Regions from separate parts of the Homo sapiens genome. Here all the other regions are linked to region 1. The links are chromatin loops, found by intact Hi-C in ENCODE. Cell type or tissue: heart right ventricle. All regions are shown on one strand.

The links. A loop is a pair of places that touch in the nucleus more often than their neighbours do. Peaks named below come from ENCODE experiments on the same cell type or tissue, not always from the same donor. Only the 100,000 strongest peaks of a DNase experiment are listed, where the experiment ranks them.
Region 2: it touches region 1 in a loop (15-fold over the local background); 19 of 110 quality-filtered maps call a loop at or near these places.
Region 3: a loop joins it to region 1, with 10 times the contacts of the local background. A loop is called at or near these places in 36 of 110 quality-filtered maps.

What each region holds. Positions count from the first base shown.
Region 1 is chr20:29,869,300-29,877,299 of GRCh38, forward strand. It overlaps the pseudogene RNA5SP532. Among named protein-coding and RNA genes, the nearest start is that of FAM242B, 320 kb to the left of the region's middle. In heart right ventricle, no CTCF peak of the experiment used is centred here; DNase peaks (open chromatin) are centred at 2,702, 4,792 and 7,452.
Region 2 is chr20:29,099,217-29,107,216 of GRCh38, forward strand. No RefSeq gene overlaps it. Among named protein-coding and RNA genes, the nearest start is that of FAM242B, 450 kb to the right of the region's middle. In heart right ventricle, no CTCF peak of the experiment used is centred here; no DNase peak of the experiment used is centred here.
Region 3 is chr20:29,110,362-29,118,361 of GRCh38, forward strand. No RefSeq gene overlaps it. Among named protein-coding and RNA genes, the nearest start is that of FAM242B, 430 kb to the right of the region's middle. In heart right ventricle, no CTCF peak of the experiment used is centred here; no DNase peak of the experiment used is centred here.

The DNA.
Region 1 (8,000 bases):
AAAGAACAAGGTTTTAAGTCTTGGTCTCAGCCAAAAGGAGTTCCCCACATTACCAGGAGGGAAATAAACACTTGCATTGTTGCATTAGATATTCTTACAGAGAAAGAGAACCATGTGTAATGGAAAATTTCTAACTTTGCCTCAGGGAGACCAGATTGATTCACTGAGAAAGTCTGAATTGGTTTAGAAGCATAGTTCGGAGTTTTCTAGAAGGACAAAAGTTAGAGTAGGGCATAAGAAGTAATACCCATATCAAAAAAATTAGAAATATCTCAAATTAACCACCTAACATCACAACTGAAAGAATTAGGGAAGCAAGAAGAACTCAACCACAAAGCTTATAGAAGACAAGAAATAACTAAAATCAGAGCTGAATTGAAGGAAATTGAGACATGAAAAACTGATCAAAAGATCACTTAATCAAGGTTTTTTGAAAAAATTAATAAGATAGGGCACTAGCTAGACTAATAAAGAAGAAAAGAGAGAAGATTCAAATAAACAAAATTAGAAATGATGAAGGGAATGTTACCACTGACCCCAGAGAAATAAAAATAACAACCAGCAACTACTACGAGCACCTCTATACACACAAACTAGAAATCCTAGAAGAGATTAATAAATTCCTGGACACATATACTCTCTCAAGACTGAACCAGGAAGAAATTCAGTCTCTGAGCAGACCAATTATGAGCTCCAAAAATTGAATCCATAATAAATAGCCTATCAACCCCCCCAAAAAGCCCAGGACCTGATAAATTAACAAATTTTAACAGATGTACAAAGAAGAACAAGTACCAGTCCTACTGAAACTATTTCAAGAAATAGAGGAGGAGAGACTCTTCCCCAACTTGTTCTACGAGACCAGAATCATCCTGATACCAAAGCCTGGCAGTGACACAACAAAAGAAGAAAACTTCAGGCCAGTATCCTTGATGAACATCCATTCAATAATCCACAATAAAATACTTGCAAACTGAACCTAGCAACACATCAAAAGGCTAATTCACCATAGTGAAGTAAGCTTCTTCCCTGGAATGGAAGGTTGGTCCATCATGGGCAAATCAATAAAATGTGATTCGTAACATAAAGAAAACTAAAGATAAGAACCACGTGATTGTCTCAATAGATGGAGAAAAGGCTTTCAGTAAAATTCAACAAAGCTTCATGTTAAAAATTCTCAATAAATGAGGTATCAAAGGAATATACCTCAAAATAATAAAGGCCATCTATGACAAATTCACAGCCAACATTATACTAAATGGGCAAAATCTGGAAGCATCCTCCTTGAAACCCGCACAAGACAAGGATGCTCTCTCTCACCACTCCTATTCAACATAGTATTAGAAGTCCCTTCTGGAGCAATCTGACAAGAGAAAGAAATAAAGGGTATTTAAATAGAAAGAGAAGTCCAACTACCTCTGTTGGCAGACAACATAATTCTCTATCTAAACCCTATAGTTGTGACCCAAAAACTCCTTAAGCTGATAAACAACTTCCACAAAGTTTAAGGACACAAAATCAATGTACAAAATTTGCTAGCATTCCTATACACCAAGAAAAGCCAAACTAAGAGCCAAATCAGAGAGGCAATTTTATTCACAATTTCCATGAAAAGAATAAAGTACATACGAATACAGCTAACCAGGGAGGTGAAAAATCTCTACAATGAAAATTACAAAACACTGCTCAAAGAAGTCAGAGAAGACACAGATAAATGAAAAATCATTCCGTGTTAATGGAGAGAAAGAATTAATATCATTTAAATGGTTGTACTGCCCAAGGCTATTCCTATTAAACTACCAATGACATGCTTCATGGAAGTAGATAAAAGCTATTCAAAAATTCATATAGAACCAAGAAAGAACCTAAGTAGCCAAGGCAATCCTAAGCAAAAAGAACAAAGCTTGAGGCATCACATTACCAGACTTCAAACTACACTACAGCACTATAGTAAGCAAAACAGCATGGTACTAGTACAAAAACAGACACATACACCAGTGGAACAGAATAGAGAGGTTAGAAGTAAGACCACATACCTACAACTATCTAATCTTTGACAAAGCTGGCAAAAACTAGCAATGGGGAAAAGATTCCCTATTCAATAAATGGTGCTGGGATAACTGGCTAGCCATATACAGAAGAGTGAAGTTGGACTTCTTCCTTATACCATGCACAAAAATCACTCAAATGGATTAAATACTTAAATGTAAAACCCAAAACTATAAAAGCCCTGGAAGATAACATAGACAATACCATCCTGGACATAGAAAGAGGCAAAGATTTCATGATAAAGACATCAAAAACAACAAACACAACTATTGACAAGTGGGATCTAATTAAACTTAAAAACTTCTGCTCAGCAAAAGAAATAATCAATAGAGTGAACAGACAACATATAGAATGAGGAAAAAATATTTACAAACTAAGTATCTGACAAAGATCTAATATTCAATATAAGGAACTTAAATTTACAAGAGAAAAACAAAAAACCCTATTAAAAAGTGGCCAAAGCCCTGACTTCTGAATGGCACTTCTGGACCCAGCCAGGGACTGAGGGATCTCACTGCCCTAAAGGAAAGAACACAGGCCTGTCTGGCTTTGCCAACTGCTAATTGTAGAGACCAAAAGCCTTGAGTGAGCATAGGCAGTCGTCAGAAAGTGCATGCAGCAGGACTTGAGCAAGACCCGTGCTGTGCTAGCTTCAGGTCTGATCCAGGGCATCATAGTGGTGGTGGCCAGTGGTGCTTGTGTCTTTCTTCTCCCAGCTTTAGGTGGCTTAGAACAGAGAGAAAGACTCTGTATCTTTGAGAGAAAATAAGGGTAGGGAAAAAGAGTCTCTGGCTAGTAATCCAGAAAATTCTCCTGTATCTTGTTGAAGGCTGTCAGGGTGGTACTTCTCTGAGTCTGGAAGAATTACAGCATTATTGGGTATAAGGTGCCCCATAAAGCAGATATGGCTTAGATCACAACACCCAACTCTTTTCAAATATGTGAAAAGCCTTCCCAAGAAAGACAGCTACATATAAGCTCAGACAATGAAGACTACAATACTCACCTTTTCTCTCTTTAAATTTTATTTTTTAAACCTCTCATATGGTGCTGCATGCCCAAGATTTTAATGTCCAGACACTGAAGAACATCTACTAGCATCAACACTGTCCAGGAAAACATGACCTCACCAAGTGAACTAAATAAGGTACCAGGGACAAATCCTGGAGAAAAAGAGATATGTGATGTTTCAGACAGAGAATTCAAAATAGCTGTATTTAAAAAAAAAAAAACTGAAAGAAATTTAAGATAACAAAGTAAATAAATTCCAAATTTTATCAGCTAAACTCAACAAAGAGATTGAAATAGTTACAGCAAATAAAGCTGAAATTCTGAGCTGAAAAATGCAATTGGCATGCTGAAAAATGCATTAAACCATGTAACAGAAGAATGGATCAAGCAGAAGAAATAGTGAGCTTGAAGACAGGCTCTTTGAAAATACATTGAAGAGACAAAAGAAAAAGAATAAAAACAACAAATCATGCCTACAGGATCTAGAAAATAGCCTCACAAAGACAGATCTAAGAGTTATTTGTTTTAAAGAAGATATAGAGAAAGAGGCAGGGGAGGATCTAGAAAATAGCCTCACAAAGACAGATCTAAGAGTTATTGGTTTTAAAGAAGATGTAGAGAAAGAGGCAGGGGTAGAAAAATTCATTCAAAGGGATAATAACACAGAACTTTCCAAACCTAGAGAAAGATATCCATATCCACCTACAAAAATGTTATAGAATATTAAGCAGATTTAACCCAAAAAAGACTACTTCAAAGCTTTCAATAGATCTTCCAAAAGTCAAAGATAAAGAAAAGTTCTAAACGAAGAAAGAGAAAAGGAACAAATAACATACTGCGGAGCTCCAACACGTCTGGCAGCAGACTTTACAGTGGAAACTCTACTGGCCAGGAGAGAGAAGCAATAAATATTTAAAGTATTAAAGGAAAAAAAGTTTTACCTTAGAATAGAATATACAGTGAAAATTTTCTTCAAATAAAAAGAAGAAATACTGACTTTTTCAGACAAACAAAAGCTGAAGTATTTTATGAATACCATACCTGTCCTAAAGGAATGCTAAAGGGAGTACTTCAATCAGGAAGAAAAGGACATTAACGAGCAATAAATGATCACCTAAAGGTAAAAAAAAAAATCCTCACTGCTAATAGGATACAAAACAAAACAGAATATTATAACGCTATAGCTGTGTAGTGTGCAAACTACTCTTATTCAAAGTAGGAACACTAAATAATATCCAATCAAAAGTAATAACTACAACATTTCAAGACATAGCACAATAAAATATAAATAGAAACAAAAAGTTACAAAGTTAAGGGATGAGCACGACCAGTCCTGAGCCAGCCGATGTGGTGGAAGCTCCAGAGCTCGGGAGCTCGCGGAAGGACTGGAGCGTGGGCTGAAAGGAGGCCGCCCCGAGAGCTGGAAGCCTGGGCAGGGGACGGAGGCCTCTGGCGCCCCCCAGCAACAGCAGGGCGGCACCACTTTGGTCCTGCGCTAGGTCTGGCCGCCGCTGACGGCGGGACGCTCTGGGAGGCCGGCGGTGCTCGGGTGTAGAGGGAGACAGCTGCCTGGGGGCACCGGCGACAGCCTCTGGGGGTCCCGGATCCGAGACCAGCGGCCCCGGGGTGGCGGTGATGCCTGGAGTCGTGCGCGCGTTGCTGGGCCGGGCTCTTGGGGCAGCCAGGCTCCGCTGCTGGCGTCTAGGCCACACCACCCTGAACGCGCCCGCTCGCCTCTGATCTGTTGAAGCTAAGCAGAGTGGGGCCTGGTTAGTATTTGGATGGGATTCCACCTGGTAATACCCGGTACCATAGGCTTTTGGCTTCCCGCTCTCTCCCTCTTTCCCCCTTTTGCCTCCGTGCTTCCCAACCGCCCCCGCGACTCTGCTCCCCCTTGACCGCCCCCGCGCCCCAGCCGAAGCCCAGGACCTCCTCCTGAAGATCCGCCACTGCAGCACCGCCAGGCAGCAGCATCCTACCTCTTCCGACTCGCGGCAGCCCCACCAGGAGCCTGGCTCCAACCCGGGCAGGACGGGACAGACCCCGAGGGCGCAGGCACGGGTTCCCTGAGGTCCCGGGTGTCTTCACACTCCCCGGACTCCCAGGCAATTCTATTCATTCATCCAGAGACACTGTAACCGTCCAAGCCGGGGGAAGGGGCGGGCAGGGGCAGCGGGTCCCACATACCCCAGCCAAGACCTCCGCTCCAGAACCCGTGGGCTGCTTTCCCCAGGGGAAGGAGATTGTCTTCGCCAGCCACGAGGAAATCCGTCCCTGTGCACCCGGTTTCCCAATACCACCGACTTCGTGTGAACTCCAGTCCTGAGGAGAGGAGAGAGACCCAGGCCTCGCCCCGTGGACAAGCTTGGCACCACGGCTCCCTCCAGACAAAGGAGAACACTCTACAAATCTCGGAGCCCAGGGCAACAAGGAGACAGAAAGAAGCAAACAAAGGAAGGACCTTATGAAATGCACCCACAAAGCAACCAACCAATTCAAGAAAATAAAACACGTCTTAGGGCTCCGTTGGTTTTCCCGGGTGGGGAGCCCTGACTCCCTGTTCTAGCCCGGCCCAAGCACCCTCCACCCCACCCCTGCCTGCGGAAAGGTGCCCTGTCTACCTGAGCAGAGCCTCCCTCTCCAAGGCTCTGTTGCTGTCACTCTACCACTCCCTCACCCTCTCCCTTTCTCTACTTCCCCTTCCACCTCGCGCTCTACTGTGGAGCTCTCTCTTCCCCCTTCTCTGTCTCTCCTCCCCCCTTCTCTGTCTCTCCTCCCCCCTTCTCTGTCTTTCAATCGCTGTATCTCTCTCTCCTGGTTCTATTTCTCCATCGCTCTCTCCCTTGCTCTCCTTCTGTAGCAGGAGGAGCTGCAGACAGAACCCCTCAGACAACGAGTTGTAGAAGGAGGGGCTTTATTCAGCTGGGAGCATCGGCAGACTCACTTCTCCAAAAACCTAGCTCTCTGAATGAGCAATTCCTGTCCCTCTTAAGGGCTTACAACTCTAAGGGGGTCCACGTGAGAGGTTCGTGATGGATTGAGGAAGCAGAGGGTACGTGACTGGGGGCTGCATGCACCGGTAATTAGATCAGAACAAAACTGGACAGGGATTTTCACAGTGCTTTTCTATACAATGTCTGTAATCTATAGATAACATAACCGAGTAGGTCAGGGGTCAATCTTTAACTAGCAGGCCCAGGGTGTGGCGCAGGGCTGTCTGCCTGTGGATTTCATTTTTGCCTTTTAGATTTTACTTCTTCTTTCTTTGGAGGCAGAAATTGGCCATAAGACAATATGAGGGGTGGTCTCCCTTCAAGCTATCTGTGTCTGTGTCTTTGTGTGTCCGTGTGTGTGTGCCCGGGTGTGGTGTGTCTGTGTCCGTGTGTGTGTGTGTCTGCGCGCGTGCACCCGTGTGTATCCGTGTGTGTGTCAGGGTGGGTTTGCTCGTGGTAGTGGTGGGGTGTGTCTGGGTGTCCGTCAGCCCCTCTTTCCCGGGATGAGGCTGCCGGGGCTCTAGTGCTGGCGAGGGGCAAAGCAGAGCCTTCCTGCCCCATTGGCCATGGCAGGTCCTTTTCGGAACAATCGACGATTGTGTAGGCGTTGTAAGAAACATGGCCTGCGGGGCTGGGCCGGCTGTTCGCCCCGGTCAGCCCAGGTGGCTCTGGGTGTGTGGGGCAAGAGGGGTCCTTGCAGGAGGGGCAGCAAGGAATCCAAAATAATTGTTCCACGGCAAGGCGGAGGACCGGAGGGGACCCCAGGACAGTGGGCCCTGGGCCCTGATGCCTCGGAGCACACCCCTTCCTGAGCGGGCCCCAGGTGTTGGAAGCTCTGGAGCTGGAGAGCCGGGGGAAGGCCTGGAGTGTCAGCGAGAGGGTGGCCGCCTGGAGAGTCCAGAGCCCTGGCAGTGGATGGAGGCCTCTGGCGCCTTGGCGGTCTCGCACGTGGTCTGGCCGCCGGCGACAGCGGGATGCTCTGGGAGGTCAGCGGAAAGAGCAGCGCGGCGACTGGTGGTGCTTGGGCGTAGAGGGGGAGAGCAGTCCGGCCAGGGGAAAGTGGCTCTAGGGTGCCTGATCCCAGCCTTGTGGCCCCGGGTTTTGATGACGCCTGGAATCAGGCGGGCGTAGCTGGACTGGACTCTTGGGCCAGCCAGGCGCCACTGCCATTGTCTAGGGCCACACCACCCGGAAAACGAGAGAGACCCAAGCCGCGAACCGTGGGCATGCTCAGCGCCACTGCTCCTGCCACAGTGAGGGGCGCACTCTACAACTTTCAGGGCCCACAGTACCAAGAGGAAAGGGAGGAGCCAACAAAGGAATGAGGCTACGAAACGCACCCCCAAAGCAACCAACCAATCCAAGTAAAAACACGTCTCAGGGCTCTGTTGGGTTTCCCGCGTGGGCGGCCCTGCCCCCCTGTTCCAGCCCGTCCCAGACACCTTCCACCCTACCCTGGCCAAAGGGGCCCCTGTCTACCAGATAGAGCCTCCCTCTCCAAGGCTCTGTTGCTCTCCCTCTCTAGCTCCCTCACCCTTTCCCTTTCTCTACTTCCCTCTCCACCTTGCTCTCTCTCTCTCAATCTCCCAGGTTCCTCTCTGTCTCTCTCTGGATAGCTGTTTCTCTCTCCTTCCGTTTCTATCTCTCCATCCCTCTGTCCCTTGCTCTCCTTCAAGCTGTCTGTGTCTTTCTGTGTCTGTGTGTGTGCTTGTGTTCCCGCGCGTGCGCCCATGTGTGTCTGTGTGTTTGGGAGTGGGTGTGCTAATGATTGTGGTGGGTGAGTCTGGATGTCCATCAGTACCTTAGTCCTGGGATCAGGCTGTCAACTCTATTGCCAGTGCATGGGTGTCACAGTTGCCGTGATATTCTCACACACGCAGGTGTGTGGATCTCGTTCATTTTCACATAGACAACGAGAGCGAAACCACAGAGAAAAGAAAGATCCCG
Region 2 (8,000 bases), 770 kb before region 1:
GTCATTGAGGAAATGCAGATGGGTTTGTGACTTACATTTAATTTTACTTATTTATATTTTATTGTATCATGTTTAAATTATTTTTCATCTGGATATCATCACAAAAGTGTTACTGAAGGCAACAATTGCAAATATATGTGCGGTGCTTTGCACTTATACAAAGATACAAAGATACTTACACAAACATTGCATTTTTCACTATTTAAAGCAATTTTCAGATGAAATACAAAGTTTTCTGTGTCTCTTTGGTTAGTCAAGTACTTGGAAGCTCTGAACAGTGATTATTTAGGACTCTTTTTGTACCATTTAATTGCAGGCTCTCCTAATCTCTGTCAGCCCTTCACCTTTATGACCTTGCCTTGTCTACCAGAACACAGACCCCTCTTACTAAAGGTAGCATTGTGCTACAGGCCCTAGCAGGGAATGTTTTCAGGTCTGGGACCCCTCTAATCAAAACTGTCACAAAGATGTCATTGGCACAAACACGTTATTTGTCATCACTGTCTAAGCAGCCCTGGAACTGGACTCTGGCCACAGAGATCCCTTAGGAGACATGATTCCTTACCATTGCCAATTGCCTGTTCTGTGGGCAATCCTAATTTTTGAATGCAGATTAATTAACTGATGACATGTGATAGTAAACATCTATCCAAACTTAGGAGGATATAAGAAGCTAGTAAAAGAGGTGAGTTCCAATTAATTAAAATCAAGTTGTGTAATGTTAAAAGTTTTAATACTTTGGTAATAGTCTGTGCAATATAAAATAGCTATTAAGCTTTCAATCTGATCAAATGAACACTTGTCTACTAGGGATAATTTGATCCTAGTGTATTCACTTGGAGGATAAAATTAAATTAATGATTTCTTTATTGCCTAACAGGATCTGATGTGTAAAATGTTTCTGAAATAATTTTGTCTGTAGTGTTTCTGACACAAGGGCTGTGGAGAAAGCATGTGATAGCACTTACTCATATAGATTATATATATGAAGTAAAAACACATAGCCAGAACCTGTCTTTTTCTGAACATAGTTGCTCAGTTAATTTTTTCTTCTGCATAAGAAATCATCTCGAATATTCTTAGGTGATGTGTAAAGTGGGGAAGATGGAAGATAAATATATAACCCATTGGATTCTCTTTTCCAATATCTAGATTAGATCCTGTGCTGAAAGAGAAACCAAGAAAAAAGATGACATTCCAGAAGAAGACAAAGGAAATGTAAAACAATGTGAAATCAATTATGTGTATGTATGCTTTTCCTTTTAGACCTACAGATTTGACAGTGAAGTGCTTCTCAAAGTGCTTTCAAAATAAATTACCTAATTAGCTGGGGATGGTGGTGCATGCCCGTAGGCCCCACTACATGAAAGGCTGAGACAGGAGGATTGTTTTAGCCCAGGAGTTCAAGGCTGCAGTGAGCTCTGATCACCACTGCATTCCAGCCTGGGTGACAGAGCAAGACCCTGTCTGAAAAAATGAAAACTGATGGACAAGAAGAGGCAACACAATGTAGCCTCTAGGACAGAGCACTGAGCTAAATGCTTTTCTCTTCTTGAGGGTTCAGTTTTCCTAATCATCCTACCAGCTCCCAAAGCTAGTCATTCGGGTTAGTCAATCTCTCTATTCATTCATAGAATGGGCATGATGCCAGTCAAAGGCTGTGCTGTGGCCAGGACACAGGGGACTCCAGCCACCATGCCTTAATAGAAGTGGTGCCTTCTGCTACCCAGTCAATGAGTGGCCCTCCTCTTGAGAGGTTATGAAGGTCATCTTTTTTGTTCAAAAGCTCCAGCTTATTAAAAAAAATACAATTAGACTTTTTTTCTCCCCCAAGACAGTCTCGCTCTGTCCCCCAGACTGGAGTGCAGTGCCATGATCTTGGCTCATCGCAACCTCCACCTCCCAGGTTCATGTGATTCTCCTGCCTCAGCCTCCTGAGTAGCTGGGACTACAGGCGCGCACCACTGCACTCAGCTAATTTTTGTATTTTTAGTAGAGATGGGGTTTCACCATGTTGGCCAGGCTGCTCTCGAACTTCTGACCTCGAGTGATCTGCCTGCCTTGGCCTCCCAAAGTGCTGGGATTGCTGGCATGAGCCACTGTGCCTGGCCTACAATTAAACCTTTTTAATAAGTGAAAAAGAAATTAACAGTATTTACAAATTTAATAGTAAATATGTATAATCAGAGTTTGAGGTATTTTTCAATGTAGACATTTTCTCTGCAGAAAATTTCAGAGCTTCCAAGACCACAAGCTTAAAATAAGTAAAGAAGACAGTAAAATTCTTAAAAAGGCTCAGAAAGATGGATTTTTGCATGAGACGCTTCTGGACAGGTAGCTATTTATTTACTTATTTTCACTATTTTCAGTAGCCAATAGAAATGGCATGTAGAAAACCTATATTCTCTTAAATTACTGTAGTTTTCACATTTTTGTCTTTATTGCTAATTTATGAGTGTGGCAATATTACCTAGAGAGGACATCATGAGTTTGGGAAAAGACTGTCAAGAAAGAATATCTAAAAATTATAACCTATTCTAAGTATATATTCTAAGAAATTCAGGTTTGACTGTATGTACTTCATAAATTTATCATTATCTTTTTATAACTATTAGAACCAGAGTTAGAAAGAAGCAGTTTGACTAATATAAAAATTATGTGGATTCTGTTAGAGTAGTTCAGGTTCCTTAAAATAAGCATAGATCAACTAAAAAACTAAGTATAAAAGCTAAACAAGTGAAATTGAAGCAGTTTTATTGTAAGGTTTGGAAGAGTACAGGATGTTTATCATAGCACATTATTAATATTTATTACTCTTCCTATGTAGATAAGTAATGTCCTAGATTTACAACATAGAAAAACAGGTAGAGACGTTTAGCTGTGAGTGTGCAAGTATAAATCAATTAAGTGCCAGATTTTGATAATCACCAGCCTCTCATTCAACTCCTATGTTGCAAAGTTGCTCTTATGCTTTTCTTACATTACTTGATAAAGGCAATGTTTAATTACATATTTCCTATTAACTAGCTGGTAGAGTTCATACCTAAAGTCAGTAAATGTTAAGAATTTTTTCCAGCTGAGCAAATGAGTATGTATCTAGTTGTAAGAAATCAAGAAGAGGATATAAAATGTAATCAGGATGTGGACTCTAAAACGGAATAACCTCTATGTCCTGTAACTTTTATCACTCGTAATAATACAGCATTCTCACCCTATTAAATGGAAATTTAAAGCACCCTTAAATTCCAGAATAATTAAAATTGCTATTTGGATTGAAAAAGCCCTTAGGCAACATTTATTGAATATTGGGAAATAACTTATATAAGATTAGAATCCATTTTTTATCGAAACCAAATTTGAAAGTATACATATTTTAATATAACTGCTGTGGTAATACAGTAACCAAAATTGAACACACAGTTTTAAAGCTTTTTATATTTAGTAGCAGTTGAATATATATGGCATGTTTTACTTAGATTAATTTTACTATTTTTCTTTGTTTAAACAAGAGAACCAAATTGAAAGCTGACAGATACTGCAAATGACTGGGATTTTTGTTTCTGCCTTATCTTTTTGTGTTTTTTTTCTGAATAAAATATTCAGAGGAAATGATTTTACAGAGTTCTTGAGTTGTTGTGAAATTATTATTTAGCTAGTACCTAGTTTAACCAGGATTAAACAAGTTTAATCAGGATTCTTCATGGATGTACTTTTTAGCTAACTAAAGCTTTTCACATGGAAATTAAACTTACAGTACACACTTAACATACCACAGAATTTTTTTCTGGATTTCCTGTCCTGAAGCATGAAGTGTAGTAGAAACCAATTCTTCCTGCGCTACTTGTGGAATCTTTCTTACTGGATCATAATCTTACTTACTTTATACAATAGATGCTTAATCAGTGCCTTTAATAGGAAGTTAGAAACTCCCAATCCCATCAACAAGGCTTTGATTCTACCTCCTAAGTAGTATCCAGATTGCAGACAATCCAAATATCAGAACTAGGGGCCCGGGCAGAGAGGACAAATCATCTATTAGGGAGTGAGACAGAAAGTAGAAACATTACAAAGGAGCAAGTAGTCTCAGAACAGAGGGGAGAGTAGTTCTGGGAAAACTCCCTAATGAGGACAGGTTTGCCACAGTGGATATGTATGTGATGCTTTTGTCCTCGTGGGCTGGAATGCAAGCTGATAAAGAAATTCAGACGCTATGTGTTGCTTAGGTCTGCTTTGTTGAAGCCTGTCTCTTTCAGAGTTCCTAAACAATATTTCCGTGGCATCTAATCCCAGTGAGTGCTCCAAATCCAGGCTGTGTATCAGATGCCACGGGAAATTCTGCCTCAGGACTGAGGTTGGTTCAAGCATCTGGATGATATCAAAAGTCCACGTTGTGTGCTGGCCTAACTTGAAAGACCCTATCTAGTTCTAGCCTTTAAATTCCTTCTGTCACCAAATCTGAAGTTACATGGCATCTGTACAAGCTAGGTAGCTGAGGCATGGGATCAGCCCTTTAAAGGAGCTTTTGGAGCTTTTGTTGTAGGTCCAGCTCCAACTTGGCACTCCAGTTCCAATAGCTGGACTTTCTCTCATCGTGTGTTCTGATCCTTGGATTGGGAGCAAAGTAACCACACTGATCCCACAAAGCAGTGGTTCCAGTTCCCAACTGGTGACTATTTTGCCTCCCAGGGGACATTTTTGGTTTTCCCAACTGGAATACGGGGTTAGAGAGTAGAGGCTAGGGATGCTGCGAAACACGTGGCAGAATCCTGTTCCAACCAGAATGCTAACAGTGCCAAGGTTATGGAGCCTTCCCACCCAAGGGCTTGGCCTATTTCTTGCTTTTGCCAGCTCCCTAACCCTTAAACACAACAGTTCAAATCTATATGCATAAGCATCTCCTAGGGACCTGCACGTTTCCAATATCGACTACTGAGACCCATCCGTAGAGATACAGGCTTAGGAGGTCTAGGATTGGGCTCAAAATTTGCATTTTAACAAGTACTCTAGGTCATTCTGAAGCAAGTGATACAAACCACAGAATGAGGAACACCGCCTTCAAGAGACTGAATCTTGCTTCCCAACACTAGCTTGCTATCTGAGACCATCTGCCTGCTGACTGGCTTCGTGGCACAAACATTCTGCACGTAGGCACAGTGTGTTCCTGGACTCCATGTCAACCCGTTCACCCTCATGTTCCCTTGGTTTCTGTCCCCAGTCCAGCGAGCAGAACTGATTACAGATCTTGACAACAGAAGATACAGATTTAAAATAACTTGCCTGTTCCCGTGGACTTTATCCACTAGTGGAGGAGGACAAGTGGACAAGGGGAAAGGGTAGGTGGGGGCTTCTTCCCCATTCCTCCCATTCCACTTTATACAAACCCCAGCTAGACCACTGGGAGAGCAACGGAGGTTAAGAATGACTTCATCTAAATATTGTCATCTGGTCCACTCTTCTTTCATCTTGTACACAAGAATATCATGAGTTTTGCTTAAAGCACTACTGAAACCAAGATAAACTCTGCTTAGCATGCCCCTGACGGATCAGTCTAGTAATCTTATCAAAACCAAGACTACCTAAAAGCACTAATCAAAGGAAAAGCTCCCTCACCCCAACTTATGACTGCTCACATTTTTCAGATTGAATCATTTCAATTGTATTTTAAGGTTCATTGACTCTTTACCACCTCCAAGCTGCTCCTGAACACAACTGATTGTTATTTTTTAATTTTGAAAACTTTCTCACTTCTAGAATTTCCACTTTAGCCTTTGTTATTATTGTAGTTTCTTCTTCTCTGCTGTGATTTCCTATCCATTTATTTTACGGGTTTTTGGGGTTTTGATTTTAGTAAGAATTACAATAACTACTTTAAAAATCCACACTAATTCCAACATCTGCGTCATCTCGAGGTCAGTCTCTATTGATTGCCTTTTTCTTTGAATGTGTTTCTTTATATTTTTGATATAATGGGATTGAATTCTGAAGATTGTAAAACTAGATTTTGTTTTGTTCCTCTGAAAATTTTGATTTTTTTTGTTGTATTTGTTGTATTTTGTTTGATTTTTTTTCTATTGTATACTTTACAATATATTTTCCTCTAATGGTTTTAACATTTCTATTTCTCAAAATATTTATGTTTATGTTAAAAATTATACAAATTAACTTGGTGCAGTGGCTCCCATCTGTAATCCCAGAACTTTTAGAGGCCTAGGCAGGAGGGTCACTCAAGCCCAGGAGTTGGAAACCAGCCTAGACAACAGGGCAAGACCCTGTCTCCACAAAAAATTATTAGGGCGGTGCAAAAAGTAATTATGGGTTTTTCCATTACTTTCAATAGCAAAACCCACAATTACTCTTGCACCAAACTGATAAAAAAAATAAGCTGGGTATGGTGGTGGCGTGTGCCTGTGGTCTCAGCTATTTGGGAAGTGAAGGCAGAGGTGGGAGGATTGCTTGAGCCCAGGAGTTCCAGACCAGCCTGAGACCCTGTCTCTATGAGAAAAAAAAAAAAAAAAATTAGCTGGGCCCACGTACCTGTGGTACAAATACTTGGGAGTCAAAGGCAGAGGTGTCAGAATCACTTGAGCCCAGAAGCTCAAGGCTGCAGGGCATTGTGATTGTGCCACTGCACTCCAGCCTGAGTGATGGAGCATGACCCTGACTCCAAATAATAATAATAATTACAAAAAGGAAAGACCTAGAACACCAGGTTAGGGTTAAGTATTCTAAAATTCAGCTGACTTACTCTGTTCACTATAAAGCAGGTTGCCACAGAAAATATAACATGCCCAGTTAATTTGAAATTTCAGATAAACAAATGCTTTTTTCAGTGTAAGTATATCCCATGCAATATTTGGGACATACGTATACTAAAATATTATTCCTTGTTTATCTGAAATTGAAATTTAACTGGGTATTACATAATTATAGCAGCCTGACCATAAAAGATATGAGCTGAGCAAAATTCTATTTTAAGCTTCAAGCTTTATCATAAATGTATTATTAATCAAGAACTATTATTTACTGAGACCTGTGTAGATCCCCGTATTTATCTTTTTAAATGTGGAAATAGGAAAGCTACATAAAGAACATTTATAGAAATAAATGACTGTTCTATAGCTGAAAGGAAAACTCTAGCTTTTATTTTTCTCCCCGAACTTAAGGTTTATTCTACATTTGTATAAATAATAAAATTACAGCTCAACTTTGGAAGCACAGATCATAATATAAAAATAAAGCAAAGATCCCAGAAACATTTAACAGGCAACAAATCTTTCACATCATCTTACTATACCAAATAAACATATAATAACTTAGAATGATCCATTAATTATAAGTAAAGAATAAATTCTTTTACAAAGCATAACTATTAATATTATTGACCATCATAAGAGCAAATATTTTAAGTAAAACACCATGAATACTTTACAGAAAGGAGCGAGTTGCAGACACAGTCATTCTTGGATTTGTTTCAACACCAGGCTTTCTTCCCTTTTGACCTGAACTGGGAGTTGAATATTTCCTCTCTTTGCCCTCTGACCCTCTAGTCTCTGAAACATCTTTTGTACTAGAGGTATGTGCAGAGACTTCCTGGAAATTTGGATTTGTAAATTGTGCTGTTGTATCTTCTAGGCACTGCAGTGATCCAGATATAGAGCTGTTGCTCTTGCTTGTATAAGTGTGACATGTTGATTCAAAAAAGGAAGTAAAAGGAAGAGAGTTGATTACATTTGGCTACTGACATTAATAATAATAAACAATAATTGTACTTGTAATATAAACATCTGAAAGTTTTAGTTCTAAGAATGGGTGTCCACATAAGAAAATTATGTAAAAATAATTAATGTCTATTGTAATTACTTTTCTTTAACCAAAGAAAAAGTATAATTTAAAGATGGCTGTTTAAGGATCAAATTGCAGCAATTGGTAAAAGTAGATATTAGTCATATTTATTAAGTGACACACAGTGATACTGAAGGCACTTATTTCTCAAGAAACAT
Region 3 (8,000 bases), 760 kb before region 1:
GAGCCCTCAGAAAAAAATGCCACATATCTGCAACCATCTGATCTTCTAACAAACCTGACAAAAACAAGAAATGGGGAAAGGATTCCCTGTTTAATAAATGGTGCTGGGAAAACTGGCTAGCCGTATGTAGAAAGCTGAAACTGGATCCCTTCCTTATACCTTATACAAAAATTAATTCAAGATGGATTAAAAACTTAAATGTTAGACCTAAAACCATAAAAACCCTAGAAGAAAACCTAGGCAATACCATTCAGGACATAGGCATGGGCAAGGACTTCATGTCTAAACACCAAAAGCAATGGCAACAAAAGCCAAAATTGACAAATGGGATCTAATTAAACTAAAGAGCTTCTTCACAGCAAAAGAAACTACCATGAGAGTGAACAGGCAACCTGCAGAATGGGAGAAAATTTTCTCAACCTACTCATCTGACAAAGGGCTAATATCCAGAATCTACAATGAACTCAAACAAATTGACAAAAAAAAAAAAGATAAACAACCCCATCAAAAAGTGGGCAAAGGATATGAACCGACACTTCTCAAAAGAAGACATTTATGCAGCCAAAAAAACACATGAAAAAATGCTCATCATCACTGGCTATCAGAGAAATGAAAATCAAAACCACAATGAGATATCATCTCACACTGGTTAAAATGGCAATCATTAAAAAGTCAGGAAACAACAGGTGCTGGAGAGGATGTGGAGAAATAGGAGAACTTTTACACTATTGGTGGGAATGTAAACTAGTTCAACCATTGTGGAAGTCAGTGTGGCGATTCGTCAGGGATTTAGAACTAGAAATACCATTTGATGCAGCCATCCCGTTACTGGGTATATACCCAAAGGACTATAAATCATGCTGCTATAAAGACACATGCACGCGTATGTTTATTGCGGCACTATTCACAATAGCAAAGACTTGGAACCAACCCAAATGTCCAACAATGATAGACTGGATTAAGAAAATGTGGCACATATACACCATGGAATACTATGCAGGAGAAAAAAATGAAGAGTTCATGTCCTTTGTAGGGACATGGATGAAACTGGAAACCATCATTCTCAGCAAACAATCTCAAGGACAAAAAACCAAACACCGCATGTTCTCACTCATAGGTGGGAATTGAACAATGAGAACACATGGACACAGGAAGGGGAACATCACACACTGGGGACTGTTTTAGGGTGGGGGGAGTGGGGAGGGATTGCATTAGGCGATATACGTAATGCTAAATGACGAGTTAATGGGTGCAGGACACCAGCATGGCACATGTATACATATGTAACAAACCTGCACATTGTGCACATGTACTCTAAAACTTAAAGTGTAATAAAAAAAAAAGTCAAGAAACAACAGATGCTGGCAAGGCTGTGGAGAAATAAACACTTTTGCACTGTTGGTAGGAATGTTAATTTCTTCAATCATTGTGGAAGACAGTTTGGCAATTCTGCAAAGATCTAGAACCAGAAATACCATTTGACCCAGAAATCCCATTACTGGGTATATATCCAAAGGACTATAAATCATTTTATTATAAAGATGCATGCACGCGTATGTTTATAGCAGCACTATTCCCATTAGCAAAAACAAGGAATCAATCCAAATGCCCATCAGTGATAGACTGGATAAAGAAAATGTGGTACATACACACCATGGAGTACTATGCAGCCATAAAAAGGAATGAGATCATGTCTTTTGCAGGGACATGAATGAATCTGGAAACCATCATCTTCAGCAAACTAATACAGGAACAGAAGACCAAACACCACATGTTCTCACTCATAAGTGGGAGCTGAATAATGAGAACACCTGGACACAGGGAGGGGAACAACACACACTGGGGCCTGTCACTGGGGATGGGGAAGAAGAGCATCAGGATAAATAGCTAACGCATGTGGGGCTTAATACCTAGGCACCTAGGCTGTGGGTTGATAGGTACAGCAAATCATCATAGTGCACGTTTACCTATGTAACAAACCTGCATGTCCTGCACATGTATCCTGGAACTTAAAATAAAATTTTAAAAAATAAAAAGATAACAAGAGTACTGAAAATTGGCTCACAGTTCCACAGCCTGTACAGCAAGCATGATGCTGACATCTGCTCAGCTTCTGCGGAGGCCTCAGGAGACTTCATAATCATGTTGGAAGGGAAAGCAAGAGCAGGAGGAAGAGAGAGAGGGGGAAGGTCCTACACACTTTAAACAACAAGATCTCATGAGAACTCTATCACAAGAGCAGCGCTAGGGTAATTATGCTTATCTATTAGAAAGTGCTCCCATGGACCAGCCACCTCGCAGCAGGCCCCATCTCCGAAAGTGGGAACCACTGGAGGCTGCTCCCATGGACCAGCTACCTTCCAGCAGGCCCCATCTCCAACACTGGGAACCACTGGAAACTGCTCCCATGCACCAGCCACCTCCCAGCAGGCCCTATCTCCGACACTGGAGATTACATTTCTATAGAAGTTTCCAATAATTTTGGAACACATATTAATAACATTTAGAAAAATACAGTCCAAAGTAGCCCAAACATCATTCACTCTTCTATTTGAAAGTTTTCCCTCTATTGTAATGTCACAATCTCCAGCGTTATTAATCAGAATCCTGCATTTAAGGGCATCTGTTAAATTTTATAGCTGATTATAAAACCATCATTTAAAGAGGACCAAAATGAGACAATTTTCTGTGGATGACAAAAACATTAAGGGCAGCCACAGTTAAAGACATGAACAACAGCCTTTAAAGTAGAATTTGCTGTAGAGCCTACTATGTGGGAGATATTTCTAGTTATTACCTCTTTTATTCTAAACCATGGAAAAATTACCTGTCAAATAAAGTCCTTCTAGAAGAGTGAAGGGCTCCTGGCAATGTTCTCTTTAATCCATGATGTGGGATAAGGGGAGTTTTTACTAATTATGAGGCAATGTATATACCACTAAAGTTTCAATACCACAAAAGGAAAAAAAAGGGGGGGAGGGAAGTCCTGGAAGAACCAGATGGAGCCGTAGCAGAAGGTGATTTCAATCCACTGACCCCTGAATTGTGGGCTGGTTGTGCTGCATCGCTCTGTGACTTATGATTCTGCCACAACAAAGATCTAATTCCCAGGGTTATAGGAAAAGACACCTGTGGTACCCCTGAGGCAGAGAGAAGGGAGAAATCCAAACCTGACTTAAGTCTAGGGTTCTTAAGCCACACAATCTGCTCACAAGGAGGACCTTAACTCTGAAGATACTGATTTGGGGCTGTTTCAAAGAAAGAAATTATAAATATGAGTGGGAAAGAGAACAACCTTCCCCATATCCAGTGGCAAAAAAAATGAGAGAGAGAGAAGGAAGGAAGGAGGGAAGGAAGGAGAGAGGGAAGAAAGGAGGGAAGGAAGGAGAGAGGGAAGGAAGGAAGGGAAGGAGGGAGGTAGGGATGGAAGGAAGGAAGGAAGGAGAGGGAAGGAAGGAATGAAGGAAGGAGAGAGGGAAGGAGGACAGGAAGGAAGGAAGGAAAGAAGGAAGGAGAGAGGGAAGGAAGGAGGGAGGGAGGGAGGGAAGGGAGGAAGGAGAGAGGGAAGTAAGGAGGGAAGGAAGAAAAGGAAGGAAAGAGGGAAGGAATGAAGGAAGGAAAGAGGGAAGGAAGGAAGGAAAGATGGAAGGAAGGAAGGAGGGAAGGAAGGAAGGAAGGGAAGGAACTTGGATATGCACAAAAACAAAATTTAAATTAAAACGGAAGTCTATCATCTGACCTAATTGGAAATGTACTATTTTCTAAAATAACTTATACAGTCCAAAGGTAAAAGGATGCTGATTGGTATTTGTAACTCTCCAGCATATATTCGAATCAATTTTAACATCTGCTGAAATCTACCAATTGGCATACCTTCACAAACTTAATAAATACTGGAGCTCAAACTTTGTTATACCTGTGATTTCACTAAATTTAAACATTGCATCCCCTAATCCTAGCAGAGTAACTGCATCTAGAATAGAGGACACATAGTTATGCCTCACATTTGTTACCTTGACTAAATTTCCCGTAGTCATAGAAGCCTTTGTCCGTAGGGGACATGGATGCTCTTACCTAATGAGTAACAAATTGATATTAAATCATTTGAGCTTACACATTGACTTCACCAAATGTAACCTTACAGAACTCCCTCTCCTGTTTTTTTTTATTTGATTTATTTTTAATTTTTCATTTTTTTTAGAGATGGGGTTTTGCTCCATTACCCAGGCTGAATCAAGTGCGGTGGCACAATCATAGCTCACTGCTGCCTTGAACTCCTGGGCTCAAGCAATCCTCCCATTTTAGCCTTCCAAGTAGCTGGGATTACAGGCATGCACCAGCACAGCCAGTTAAAAAAAATTATAGAAGTGGAGTCTTGCTATGTTGCCTAGGCTGGTCTCTAACTTCTGGCCTCAAGCAATCCTCCTGCCTCGGCCTCCCAAAGTTCTGGGATTACAGGTGTGAGCCACCGTGCCTAGCCTCCCCATCTTGATAAATTATCAAATATGATCCAACATAAATTACAACATGACTTCAAATAAATAAAACTTACTATATAATACCTATTTAATTAGTGAAGGGGTGATAATCCTCATTGCTTCAACGTTTAGCAGTAGAATTTGTCCTGTTCTTAAACCTGCAAATAATAAATAGTGTTTCACAGTGGATTACTGTAATGTGACTGCAGTGATCCCATCCATTCAGACCCTCATACCCAATGCCTAATATTGTGGTTAATTTTTTTTTTATTTCAATAGGTTTTTGGGGAATATGTTGGTTTTCTTTTTATTTCAATAGGTTTTTGGGAAACAGGTGGTTTTTGGTTACAGGAATAAGTTATTTAGTGGCGATTTCTGAGATTAGTGGTGCACGCATTACCCAAGCAGTGTACACTGTACTCATTGTGTAGTGTTTTATCCCTCACCGCACCCACCCCACCACTCCCAGCCTTTCCCTGAGTCCCCGAAGACCATTGTATCATTCTTATGCCTTTGCATCCTCATAGCTTAGCTCTCACTTATGAATGAGAACATACAATGTTTGGTTTTCCATTCCTAAGTTGCTTCACTTAGAATAATGGTGTCCAGTTTCATCCAAGTGGCTGTGAATGCATTATTTCATTCCATCTTATGGCTGAGTAGTATTTCATGTGGTAAATATTTATACCACATTTTCTTTATCCACTTACTGATTAATGGGCATTTAGGCTGACTTCAAATTCTTCTAATTACATATTGTGCTGCTATGAACATGTGTGTGCAAGTATCTTTTTAATATAATGACTTATTTTCCTCTGAGTAGATACCCAGGAGTGGAATTACTGGATCAAATGATAGATCTGCTTTTACTTCTTTGGAAATCTCCTCACTGTTTTCCATAGCTGTTGTACTAGTTTACATTCCCTCCAAAAAGTGTAAAAGTGTTCCCTTTTTACCACATCCATGTCAACATCTATTAGTTTTTGATTTTTTGATTATGACCATTCTTGCAGGAGTGAAGGGATGTCATATTGTATTGTGGTTTTGATTTGCATTTCCCTGATAATTAGTTATGCTGAGCATTTTTTCATGTGTTTGTTGGCCAGTTGCTTATCTTCTTTTGAGAATTGTCTGTTCATGTCCATAGCCCACTTTTTGATGGGATGTTTTTCTTGCTGGTTTGTTTGAGTTCCTGCAGATTCTGGGTATTAGTCCTTTAATCAGAAGTACAGATTGCGAAGATTTTCTCCCACTCTGTAGGTTATCTGTTTACTCTGCTGATTATTTCTCTTACTGCGCAGAAGTCTTTTAGTTTAATTAAGTCTCATCTATTTATCTTTGTTTTAGTTGCATTTGCTTTTTGGATTATTGGTCATGAAGTCTTTGCCTAAGCCAATGTCTAGAAGGTTTTTTCCAATGTCGTCTTCTAGAATTTTTATGGTTTCAGGTATTAGATTTAAGTCCTTGATCCATCTTGAGTTGATTTTCGAATAGGGTGAGAAATGAGCATCCACTTTCATTCTTCTATGTGTGGCTTGCCATTTATCTCAGCACCATTTGTTGAATAGGGTATTCTTTCTCTGCTTTATGTTTTCGTTTGTTTTGTTGAAGATTAGATGACTGTAAGTATTTGGCTTTATTTCTGTGTTCTCTATTATGTTCCATTGGTCTTTATGGCTATTTTTATACCAGTACCATGCTGTTTTGGTGACTATGGCCTTCTAGTGTAGTTTGAAGTCAGCTTCTAGATTTGTTATTTTTGCTTAGTCTTGCTTTGGCTATACAGACTCTTTTTTGGTTCTAGGCTTTTACTACCTTAAGGTATGTCCCTTCTATGTCTTTTTTAGTTCTGTGTGAATTTTTGTAGTTCTGTGAAGACTGATGTTGGTACTTTAATGGGGATTGCATTGAGTTTGTAGATTGCTTTTGGCAGTATGGTATTTTCACAATATTGATGTTACCCATCCGTGAGCATGGGATGTGTTTCCATTTGTTTGTATCTATGATTTCTATCAGCAGTGTTTTGTAGTTTTCCTTGTAGAGGTCTTTTGTCTCTTTGGTTAAGTATTCTGGATATAATTAAGATGTGGTCTGCAAAGATTGCCTGCAATTGACAATTATAGGAATATACTATTATAATTATAGGAATTATAATATTCCTAAGGGTTTTATTGCAGCTATTGTAAAAGAGAGTGGGTTTTTTATTTAATTCTCAGCTTGTTCACTATTACTGTATAGCAGAGCCACTGACTTGTGTACATTTTTTATCCTGAAACTTTGCTGAAATCATTTACCACTTCTAGTAGCTTTTGGGATGAGTCTTTAGGGTTTTCTAGGTATACGATCATGTCATCAGCAAAGAGTGACAGTTCGACTTCCTCTTTACCTATTTGGATGCCCTTTATTTCTCTTATTTGATTGCTCTGGCGAGGACTTCTAGTACTATGTTGAATAGAAGTGGTGAAAGTTGGCATCATTGTCTTGTTCCAGTTCTCAGGGGGAATGCATTCAACTTTTCCCCATTCCACATAATGTTGGCTGTGTGTTTGTCATATATGGCTTTTATTACCTTAAGGTATGTCCCTTCGATGTTGATTTTGCTGAGGGTTTTAATCATAAAGGGATTCTGGATTTTGTCAAATGCTTTTTCTATGTCAATTTTGCTGAGGGTTTTAAGCATAAAGGGATGATGGATTTTGTCAAATCCTTTTTCTGCATGTATTGAGAGGATCATGTGATTTTTGTTTTTAATTCTGTTTTTACGGTGTATCACATTTATTGACTTGCAGATGTTTAACCATCCTGCATCCCTGGTTTCTCTTCAGATCGTGTACCTCTTTCACCTTATGATGGTTAATTTTATTTGCCAAGTTGGGTTGCCTAGATATTTGGTTAAACACTCTGGATGTGTCTGTGAGGGTGTTCCTTGATGAGACAAACATTTGAATATGTAGACTTAGTAAAGTAGTTACCCTCCCCAGTGTGAGTGGGCCTCATCCAATCCATTAAATCCCAAATAAAACACAAGGGTAGAGGAAGAGAGAATTCACTCTCTTTGATTATTTCAGAGCTGAGACGTAGATCTTCTCTCGCCTTTGAAGTCAGACGTGGACTGTAACTTATGCCATCAGCTTTCCTGATTCTCGGACGTTAGGCTTGTACTGGAACTCCAACATTGGCAGTCCTAGTTCTCCAGCTTGCTGACTGCAGGTCCTGGGACTTCTTAGCCTCCATAACCACATGAGCCAATTCCTTACAATAAACCTATATATATTCATGCAACTGATAAAATATTTTGTTGTTACAGATTTGGCTACCATGTTATTTTTGTGCCTATTTTAACAGAGTCTCAGTCATAGTCTGCCTTCATCTGTGAAGGGACCAGGCGACCCACGGAGTGCCTTGGCAGCCGCGTCATTGCATGCAATCTTCACAGACAAGATCTCACTGCAACCACCTTTCTACAGGAGCACAGGTGTGATATTATACTGATGACATCATTCTCAGAGAAAATTCATTTTA